3 separate regions of the Homo sapiens genome follow, and all the other regions are linked to region 1. A link is a contact called in ENCODE Hi-C or POLR2A ChIA-PET data. All regions are on one chromosome and are shown on one strand. Each heading gives the region's core, a stretch centred on a gene start or an enhancer-like site at or near the end of the contact. The rest is flanking DNA. Distances are from core to core; before and after follow the strand shown. Region 1 overlaps LOC105370507 (a long non-coding RNA gene). Region 2 overlaps LINC02331 (long intergenic non-protein coding RNA 2331). Region 3 holds the start of LINC02331 (long intergenic non-protein coding RNA 2331).

Evidence for each region. Hi-C counts contacts between places; a loop is a spot of excess contacts on that map. ChIA-PET counts read pairs that join two places held with the same protein, here RNA polymerase II (POLR2A). Pooled maps may share reads with other maps.
Region 2: a loop to region 1 is called in a pooled map of gastrocnemius medialis, with 2.1 times the contacts of the local background. The contact joins two enhancer-like sites. A Hi-C loop is called at or near these places in 1 of 168 maps with a recorded cell type or tissue (MCF 10A), 2 of 37 single-sample maps with no recorded cell type and 9 of 50 pooled maps.
Region 3: a loop to region 1 is called in a map of Calu3, with 2.7 times the contacts of the local background. The contact joins the promoter of LINC02331 here to the enhancer-like site in region 1. A Hi-C loop is called at or near these places in 2 of 168 maps with a recorded cell type or tissue (Calu3 and PC-9) and 1 of 50 pooled maps. POLR2A ChIA-PET finds 5 or more read pairs at or near these places in 1 of 52 experiments (activated naive CD4-positive, alpha-beta T cell).

What each region holds. Positions count from the first base shown.
Region 1 is chr14:54,167,639-54,171,261 of GRCh38, forward strand. All of the region lies in intron 4 of LOC105370507 (a long non-coding RNA gene), which reads right to left. Among named protein-coding and RNA genes, the nearest start is that of BMP4, 210 kb to the left of the region's middle. Within about 2 kb of position 1,978, at least 5 of the 41 ENCODE cell types and tissues checked have a DNase peak (open chromatin) inside an H3K27ac peak, as active enhancers do; they include PC-9, where a contact is called at or near this core.
Region 2 is chr14:53,805,770-53,809,392 of GRCh38, forward strand. The region is part of intron 2 of LINC02331 (long intergenic non-protein coding RNA 2331); the gene reads right to left. Among named protein-coding and RNA genes, the nearest start is that of LINC02331, 43 kb to the right of the region's middle. Within about 2 kb of position 2,027, at least 3 of the 41 ENCODE cell types and tissues checked have a DNase peak (open chromatin) inside an H3K27ac peak, as active enhancers do.
Region 3 is chr14:53,849,151-53,852,773 of GRCh38, forward strand. LINC02331 (long intergenic non-protein coding RNA 2331) reads right to left here and starts at 1,676. Exons shown (of 6, transcript NR_184221.1): 1 at 1,545-1,676; 2 at 665-820. RefSeq lists an enhancer at 935-2,134.

The sequences.
Region 1 (3,623 bases), core at 728-3,227:
AGACAAAGTGTTTTTAATCCATATTCCGAGGACTAGGTCCTGAAGGAATGTGTTTTCCAAGAGCCCTCAAGAATCCTACTAGCATTAGCTTGGTGAAGCTCAGTTATAAGGGGCAGTAATCCTGATGAAGGTCCAAAACAGGAAGGGAGAGGGTTCAGACTCCAGAGTTGGGCTCCAGAATTTAACTACTTCCAGCTGTGAAGTTGAGGGATGATACTGAACTTCTATAAGTTTCTACTGTCCTTGGCATAAAATGGGGATGATAATAATAACTACTACCTACTGAGCACATAGCACATGCCAGGCTGTGTCTGAGATTTTCCTACTTCAACTCAGTTCATCTTTGTTCACAACCCTAAGTTTTTTACTCATACCAACCCATTTGATCCTTACAACAATCCTAGGAAGTAGATTTTATGATTATCCCTATTTTATAGATTGAAAACAGAAACACAGAAAGGTTTAAGTACCTCATGATAAGATTGCCTGGCATATAGTAAGTACTCAATAAATGTTAGCTATTGTTACTTGCAGTAAGGATTTTATAAAGCCTTAAGCAGGTCGGAAGGATACACTGAATGAACAGAGCAAGATCATATGCTATGTAGTGTCTTTCAGACTTCATTTCTTAGTTCCAACTTCTTGCGTAAATTTGTGTAAACCAGCCACCTGCTTTACTGTCTCTTTTATTTCTCACCCAAGCACACACACAGACATATTTTCTCATACACATGTGCTCAGGCTCACCACACATGCCCAGACACATAGAGATGCTCTGGCAATTCTGAACTAGCTTGAAATACAGAGTTGCTTTAATTCACCAAAAACTTTAGATGAACAGTTTAGTTTGATTCTTTTGTGGCCTAGTTGATCTTAATGAGCAAATTCAGGAGATACTTTGACTTTAGAGGCCTTAGAAATACTTCCTGGCTTTTTCTTAACCGGCTAATCTGCAGCAATATTAAGCCTTATAACAACACGAATCACCTAAGTGTCAATACTCTGCTGCAGTAACTGGTCATGTTTCACGACTGCTCCCTACCTGCCCATGATGCTCCTCATCAGGAACTGACCGGACAGGTTCCTGGGCAGACCACAATACTTTAAGACAAGGGAATTGAGACTACCTCAGAGAAAATATCACATACACCACACACATGTGCTATAATGAGCAGGAAGAGAACTTAGCAGATACCCAGTTAAGACCCATCATCATAGAAGTGATACCTTTGGACTCACAGAGCTTGGAGGGGTTTCCCAGAGATTACACTATTGAAAAGGGCCTAGAACTGAAGTCTCCTTATTCAGAGTCTGGCTTTTTTTTCCCATTATACCTTATACTGCCTTCTTCATCTATAAAACAAATGTGCATTTATCCCTTTGGCTACATAGCATTTTCCCAAGAGGAAAAGAGGAGCCTGAGAATGTGAGAGGAACAAGAAAGAGGGCTAGAGGACAGGCCCACAGAATTGTGAAAGAATGCTTGGCATGGGCCTTAAGGAAAATAAATTTTGATTCCAAAATTAAAAAGAAAAATGTCAACTCCCTGAAATCTATTGAGACCCCAACAATTGTCCTTAATGAGGAAGCATAGAAATCACTCAGACAGTGAATGAAATCTTTCCAGAATGTTCTTCATGCTAAATCTCAACTTTTAGAAGTTAAATATTTGTTCTGTGCTTGTGGCTCCTTTAACTGGATTCTTCACAGATGGGCTGCAGAACAGGACATGTGTCTGTACCTTCAGGGATGGGAGCAGCACTTTGCTTCCTGCACCATCTGGTTCACTGTTCCTAGCTGTAGCATAGACCCCCACTACAGCCGAGTAATCAGAAAAAGTCAGAAGAACACCTCAGGGAAAACAATCTAGGATTCAGATTTAACTTCCTCTAAGGAGGATCAAACACTGAAAGACTGTTCCTTTTCAAGTTTTATTAATCCTGGTTCATAATTTCCACCACATCATTAGTCATTTCCTATTTCTGAAGGGCTGGCAGCAGTTGCCGAGGCATCAGGCAGTAAATGGCAAGACAACTGTGCCACCTGTGCACCGTATTGACAGTTACCCACAACAACATCTGGGTGAAAGGCTAATGTGTTTTTTTCTAAAAGGCAAGCCATTTAGAAGTGCAGCCCAGTTTTTGATCTCTTGCTAAATACTTTTATCCACATCATCTCCCCATTTGGGCCTGGAAGTCATCATGTGACCTATGGTACTTTGAAAAGAAAGCAGCAACAGCAACAACAGCAAATCTGCTGTAACCCTGGAGTAGGGTGAGCTCTCGAACTCCTCCCCCGCAAAAAAAGATGGGAATCTGCTTCTCACTGAGACAAACCCAAGAGCTGAAATTTAAAGAATGGAAAGTGACAAGAATGATGTCCCTTTTTAAAAGACCCCTTTTTAAAAACACATAGATGAAATGTAACTTATAAAGCACTTGAAAGCTGCCTAGTAAGACTAATTGCATGAGGGCTTCACCCAGCTCATCAAGGCACGTAGGCAGCCACATCCCACAGGGCATGACATCTCGATTTCCTAAGGTCAGAGAGTCTCCCATGTGACAGATAGAAAGGGTCTTTTAGTTCTGGGAACCAAATGGAGGGCTAAAAATGGGAAAAGGTACATAGCAGCTCTGTTGGCCAAGCCCCTGACTGGTGACTCTGCCTCTGATCCATCCCAAGAGCCATGGCTGGTCCCAGAAACCTCTGAGCTACATTTCCTCCCCTGGCAACTTCCTGTAACAAGGACTTTAAAGGAAACACAAATAAAGCTCATTTGGGGATATTTTAATTTTTAAAAGGCAAAACCCTAATACCTAGCCCTTAAATAGCATTTCCATCTGGATAATCCCAAGCACCCTGCCAACAGTTGGGTAATCACATCCCCACCTAGCAAAGAGGGAAATTCCCAGACTTATTACATCTCTCATGAAGGAATGAAAATTGAAGATAGCAAATTAAGGGGATAGATAGCTTTTCTCTATTACCATTCAAAACATAGAAATTTTCTTCAAGAACTATAACTTTGAGTGCCATGTGGGGTATTAAAACTGAGCCAGGATAAGTGTTCAGATACACAAGATAGCCCCCATCCATCTCCAACTCATCCAGCAATGGTAGCACCAGGAGGTCATAAAAATGCAATTCCACAGGGTGGTAGCATCAGCTACCATAGGAACAGGGGTGGAAAATTTGGAGAAAATAAATCTCTTGTTCTTTTTTTCTAATACTGGTCCCTGCTGTTACCTGCCAGCCTCAAAGTACAAAAAGCATCACAACATTCATCCCATTACATTTTAAGAAGTCTGTTCTGTACATCTGACCTCTTTTGATCTTTCAGAAGCTTCTAGGGAAAGACTAAATGTTCAAATTATAATCATGAATTAGAATTTTTCTTTTGGACTACATATGCATACATACAAACATGCATGCAAACACTATCCCAGCCTTTGACCTTATTTTAAATCCTCCAATTCCACTCTGATATCCCCCCTCTGGATTTTATGTGGTAGTCAACAATCCATTTATTAACTACTTGTCAAAGTATCAGGAAGGAGTAACTACCATTTCTTATTTTTGCCAATTACAATATTCCTCATCTTAGAGTGTTATCCCTGGTTTTA
Region 2 (3,623 bases), core at 777-3,276, 360 kb before region 1:
TCTTCTTCTACAAAGTCCTTCAGGGTTAAACCAAAAAAAAATAATAATAATACTTTTTCTTTAACCCAATAACTTACTCATATATTCATCCACCTGAAATTAAAAACAGTTCACTCGGCAAGTTATCTAAATATTAATTTTTTAAAATTACTAGACTTTCCACTTTACTGTCAAGTCTATTAATCCCTGCTATTTTTTTTCTTCTTGTTTTACCCTTTCAACGGGTCTCTTTCTTTTCATTCATGTCATTCATTCGTGTCATACCATTGCTTACTTGTTGTACTCTACATCTGTCCTGTTATAAAATTATTTGGGGTGACTATAAGCTATCTTAGGCAGTGAGCATCTAAAGTATTGTTCCTTAACTAGTACCTCCTAACTCTAAGAGGCATGAAGTCATCTTCAGAGAGAAATATTCACTTCTGCCAACTTCTGAGTAGGAACTTGATGGAGTGTAGACATGGCAGGAAAAAGAGATGTCACAAAGTAAAATCATATCTAAATACACTGTATATGCCTGAACATTAGGCAAAGCTTCCTCAAAACATTACCTCTTAAAACACAGTCACTTCATATTTGAGCCTTTGCCAAATATCTCATAGCATGTGGATGCCATTTAAAGGACTTTTTATAAACAACAAATGCCATTGGATGGAGATTCATTAAGCAAAACAGATATCAATTCTAGGTTTGGAAGCTTGTGGAAGTATTATAATGTGAGCAGATTTTCAAAAGGAAAAAAGTTACTATAGGCTGAGTTATTAATCCTAGGTCTTTGACAATTCTATACATTAGATATCATGTTAATGAGACTTTCAGGATTCACTTAAGTAGTTATATTAAAGGGATCACAGGGTGATATTATTTTTTAAGAAAAAATATAAATTTAATACTATACACATGGGTAGACATGGCTGGGATAAATTTCCAGAAACAGTATTACACATTCAGATTCAAAAAATGAAATAAAAGTAAAGGCAACAGTCTCTAGAAAACTATATTAAGCAATTCAAAAAATAGCTCTCAGAATGACAAAGGCTCTGATGCTCCTTGCCTGTCTCCACGATGCACATGAAGAGTTCAAATAAAAATGATCTTGTCAAATGTGAACTCAAAAAATTGGTTCTAAAATACTATATCATTATATAGAAGATGTGATTTTAATCATGTGAGATTAAATTAATGCACTAAATATCATAAGTAAATATTTAACTGAACAATATCCATTACTCTTACCATATTAAGCTAGCCAAAAGGCTTCTTTGGGGATTAGATCATGAGAAAAATGGTGTCTCACCATATATTGAGGTTGGCCTTACTTTCGGGCACCCATGGGGAGCATGACTACACATAATGTGGGTGGGGGTGGAAGGTTTGGAATGGACAGACAGCTGGATGAGGGGCTGGCTCAGGAAAAAAGAATGGTGACATATTTTCTTATTTTTTCACAGCAAGGTCACAAGTGTGTCCTGTACTAAGAAATATTGGGACACTCTGGTCTGGAGGACAAGAACTAATTCACTTGAGCTCATTTTGTTCCATTCTCAGAACGGCTAGTGCTCATGGAATATTATTCATTGATGGTTAGGATGTGCCATGAGACTGTCGACTGCAGTATCTTTCTAATTTGTTACATAACAAAAGAATGGAATCTGAAAAACACAAAAAGTGGAGAAATGTTCAGCATACTAAAATCATATGTGATACATATTTAACCCTCTTTACAAGTTTCTCTAGCTAGTTCTTTAAACCCACTGTTGGGCTTTTTCCCAGATAAAAGGCCTCCTTTTGTTGAACAATTTCAATGTATAGTCACATTTTGAATTGTTGCCAGGTAAAATTCTTGCATTAGGCTCCATGGCTGTCTGTTCCACCAAGACAAATAAGAACTGACCCAACCCCTCATTTGAGTACATTGTTCACGGTGCTGAGCAGTGATTTTCCATATCTGACTGCCTTTGTGTTCACCCCAGGAGGAAGGGTGAGCCTGGTTTATTGAGTTCTCATTTCTCACAAAGCAGCAACATCTGGAGGGCTGAGCAGTTTCTTGGCAGGTCCAGCCCGAAGGAATTGGGCCATGGTTCTGATTGGCGCTTATCAGTAGGTGTCACTAAAGACAGCTTCAGAGACAGAAAAATAAATAGGCCAATTAAGCAATGCCAAGAACAAACCATTTTATAGTCATCTCTGCTCTTTTTATTGTTATTCCAACTGCAGAAGCTTCAAGATTCTAATTATTCCCTGGCTTTTTCCCCGCCACTGCAAATGAACATTTTTCCATCTTCCAAGTATCTCCCTTTAGATTTTAAAGAGTGAGACATTTAATTAATATACTTATTTTGTGGTGCCTGATATAGTGAGTTAGCAAAATGAAAACAGATGAAGAAGATTAATTCTAACACTTTATTGCAATGAAGCTCCAGCCACTGCTCATCTGCAAACTGGCTGATTCATGCCTCACCAGCTACTTTCTCTCTGCAATATGAGACACTCAGCATATTAGGGAGCATGAGTGCATCTCACCCAGCCATGCTTTTGTGTCCCCAGAGGATGCAAGCATAGAAACTTTGGTGTGAGACCACATATTTCTGAGAAGCTTGGAGGGGGATCTTCCAGGCTGCTTCCAGGAGAGGGGCCAGACTTGTCCACAGTGGTCAGTCACAGTCAATGAAGCTCATTGGCTTTATTTTTGGTGACTAAGGTTTTTCTACCTGCAAAGACAGAAACTCAGTGGGGAACTCTAAATTTGATCTCCAAATCCAAGCGACACCACAAAACTAAGCATAGCTAAATGAGAAAAACAAGTTGGGAAACATTCAAATAGATGGACTTAATTGGTAAAATAAGCTGTGGACAATACATGGGCATGGGTCCCAGTGCCAGCACATTTGTAGCACATGGCAGATGCCCCAGACAATGTTGATGAAATGAATGAGGGATCTGCCAACTTAGAATATCAATAAACTGTTCTGTAAGGATCACAGATAGCTATGTGATAGAGGCTGTATATATGATCCTTATAGAACAGTTTATTGATATTCTAAGTTGAACAGTATGTGTGCTGTAGAACACTGTGTGTGCTAAATTTGCAAGCATTTTGATGGGTGCTTTTGTTCTTTCTAATTTTAAGAATATCCCCACTTCATCTGGTGGGTAGATTCTTGGGTTTAAAGACCAAACCAAATATTTTTAATTCCAAATTACTTACAATTACAAATGTAAAGGTAAATGACAACTAATAATAATAGCAGCTGTCATTTATTGAGTACTTTCTTTGTGCCACACTAAGTTCTGTATATTATTTCACGTAATTTCACAGCTCTAAAAGAGAGATGTGATTATTATCCCCATTCTACGTATGAGAAAACTGAGACCTAGCCCTGTTAAGTTATTTGTTCAAGAGGATACAGCTAGAAAATTGTAGAGCCAGGTTTAAGACAAGTCTGTCTGACTCCAAACCTGTTCCCTTAAGTGAGTACTTTACAACCTTCTCTTCTAACATGGAATTATTAGTAGTGAATAGCGGGTATATTTGGAGGAGGGAAAAATGGAGAGTGATAGCGAATGAGTGAGGTTTAAGTCTATACTGTGGGATTTATTACTGGGATGTTGGTGTTTAATAC
Region 3 (3,623 bases), core at 426-2,925, 320 kb before region 1:
TAGTTGGAGATGGGGTGAAGTTCAAAGATGGGATAAATCTGAGTCACAATGTATTCATAATTAAAATAGATACATTTTTAGAGTTTGCTTTTTAGACTATGTCAAACTATTTTCCACCAAAACCAAATGGCCACATCCAAACAGCAAAAGCCCTAGTGAATTAACTGCATTATGAAGCAAAAATCATAGAAGATTATATAAATATTTTTTAAATTCTTCAGGAATAAATTTATCCCTGTATTGCATAATATTTTCTGGGTGGAACACAATAACACATTTCTATAACTCCATCATGTCTCTTATTGTTCCTTAGCAGCTTATTTTATTTGTCTCAACAGCTATTTTCAATAGAACTGCATTTTAAGGAACTTAAAAAGCATACTCTCTCCTTCCATTCTGATGTCAGATTGTACAATAAAGCAGCCCACTGTGACTATCGGGACGTAAATTTTACCTTTTAGGGAAGAGGAGTATTGAAAAATGCCAGGGGAGCATCTCCTGGTGGGAGAAAGCTAAAGAAATCCCTGTTTGTTCCAAGACAGGTGGCTAGGCATTCATATATCATACATACTTTCTTCGGGGACCATTTTGCTGAGTCAGCAGAGTGAAATCTGGTGAAATAGATCCACAAATCTCCCACTGGCATCCATTTCCTTCATCTAACCTTTATTGCAAGTAGATGTCTCCAAGACTAGGCATTCATCCATTCTTTCATCCGTCAAAAAATGATGACTTTCTGTGTGTTAGGAAACGAAGATATTTCAGTGAACGAAGCAGGCATGGCTGTTGCCTTCATGGAACTAACAGTTGAGCAGGAAAGCTGGAAAATAAACAAAATATTCCTCAAATAACTAATTCATCATAGAAGATTTCCCCCAGTTGTCAGGAGTGCTGAGTTTGACCGTGTGAGGTTGGGGGAGAAAGATGGTTGCCAAGCGCTTCAAATTCGTACTCTTTCACTATGAAACCAGAGGCAAAGCTGTTTCTACTCTAGTCCCCAAAATTGTAAGGCAGGAGGGCCCTTGATAACCCGGAAGGCTTGGATCACCATCCGCACCCCTAAGAGACCTGATCATATGCCCACCCGGTAGGTTGGGGGTCAGGAAAATATGTTCCAGAGGAGTAGAGATGAGGAAATTTGCTGATCAGACCAAAACAAACAAACAAAAACTCTACCCCTATATTCACATATGTATAGGCCATAAGTATCTGTGGCTTATTTTAAAATCAAGCAGAAAGCCGGTGCAATGTTTAAGCAAGGAAGTGATTGATCAGATTTATTTAAATCGCCCTGGCTGCATTGTGGACAATGGCATGGATATAAACTAAGATTAGAGGCAATGAGAACAGTTAGAAGATTATTTCAGACCAGCGAAGATGGTACCTTGGTGATGGCTTTGATGATAAAAACAGAGTCAAGAGCTATTTAGTAGATGAAATATCAACAGGTGGTTGACTATGAAAGGATAATGAAAAGGGAGAGATCAAGACAAACGGATTTCCAAGTTGAGCGACATATTCAGCAATTCTTAACCTAGCCGTACCTTAAACTCACGTGGAGATCTTCACAACAGAAATTCTGATTTAATTGGTTCAGCAGGTGGTCCAGGAGCAGGTATGTTTCAAAGCCCTCAGATGTTTCAAATGTGTACTCAGGTTAGAGAGTCCCTCTAAATGAGACAATCGTTCCAAGGTAGATAACACTGGACAGGGAGGAAGTTTCAGAGAAAATGCCATGCATTCCATCCTGTATGGATTTTTTTCAGAGAGGCTTGTAACTCTTCCAAGTGAGATATCAAGTTAAGAGTTGAATTACATATCCGGGTGTTAGAGGAAAGATCTAAATTGAAGACAGGTGAAAGTGATTGACATTCCTATTGTAATAGAAGTCATGGTTGAAGAGGCAATGGCCAAGGAAAAGAGTATAGTGAGAAAATAAAAGGGCCCTGAAAAACCTCTTATTAAAGATAGAGGATAATGAGTCAGCAAAAGAGACTGTGAAGGAATGTTGGTAAGTTAGAAGGAAACCAGGAAAATAGGCGTTGCCAAAGTCAATGCAAGAGAATGTTTCACGAAGAGAGTGCATAAGTGGGCTGAAAGCTGTGTTTAATTTTGACAAGTCCTGGAACTCCATCCTTCTCCCAACTGTCTAACCTCTGGGTTGATTTTAGGCTCTCCCCGTGATAAGGCTCTACTTTGCCAAAATAACCATTAGCAGAGAATTATGATTTAAAAGTCAAATTGTGGGAAACTCCAAAGCCCATTTTTTGAAGATTTGGAAAATAATTACAATCTCATTTCAGATACTAGACACAAAAGATAGCATTCTATGTTCACATGCAGTCACGATTTCTAGCACTTTCTTATATTATGTTCACCTGTTTGTGGGCTTGCAATTGGCAAGGATTGCAACTCTTTCAGTGTTTGCTAGCATTCTCTCTGTTGCCAAGCAGACACAGGGCAGAACGAATACAGAGTGATCTTTCAGGACTTGTCTTCTCTTCGGGCTCTTACTGTAACATATACAGATTTTTGTTACTGTCACAGTATCCATGTCATTTTATTTCTTTCATGTGTGTCCTCTTATGCTTTCCATGAGAGCAGGTAATATTATTAGATGAGCTTTTATCTCTGGGGCCTGTCACAGTGCCTAGCACTGTGAACTGAATACGTGTTTGCTGAATGAATGGAAAGTTGCATAATTTTTCTGTGAACTCATGAACAGCCAATCTGCAAATTCCATCTCTAAGTACTCTTTCATCGTAGACTGTAAAATATTGTTTAAATAAAGGATGTGGTTTACCCATGTTTAAATTTTAGGTCCATTTTCTATGGAGTTAGTAAAATCTCATTCCAATACAAATTGTTTAATCCCTTGGTGCCGGGGGTTTTCTGCCTGTAAAATAAGAATGGCAATGCTGATTTCCCCTGGCACTGCAGTGAAGACTGTAGAACTCAGAACTCTACTTGTCTGTAAGAGGTACTCGGGTTTGACAACCAGTTGATCACCATTTTTTCTTATTCTATCTGAGTATATGTTGGTTCAGGCACTGTGAGGGGCAACAGATAAGTTCTCTGGATCTATTTACAGCTGCTCCTGGAGCAGTTGCTAAAGGCTGGGTCATGTTGATTGTGTTTGTTTTTGTTTTTGTTGTTTGTTTGTTTGCTACGGGAGTGATTTTTCTAGAGTTCTCCAGCCCCTTTTGGGCTGGACAATAGGAAGTAGGGCAGACCTAGGCCAGCTACAGCAAATGTAGTCAATACTGGTTTTAAGGTCCATCAGACTTGGATAAGTTGTTCAGAGCTAATCTCCCCTCTAGTTCAATTCTGCTATCCAGTTGATGTAAGGGTCTCTTGGTAGAAAACATGTAAAAGAAGTGAGAGATTACCTTATCCAAGGGCAAACTTTCTGACTACAATTTAAATAATAAAATGTATCAACTCACTAGATGCATTGATTGATTGCCAGGCTCCTGAAGTGCCTTACCACATTGTCTCATTTTATATTCATGCAGGTATTGTAGCTATCCCCATTTTACACATGCAGAGAGTGAGGCTCAGAGATGTTAAACAATCTGCCTAGCATCACACAGCTAGCAATAGGCAGAGACCAGACAGAAACT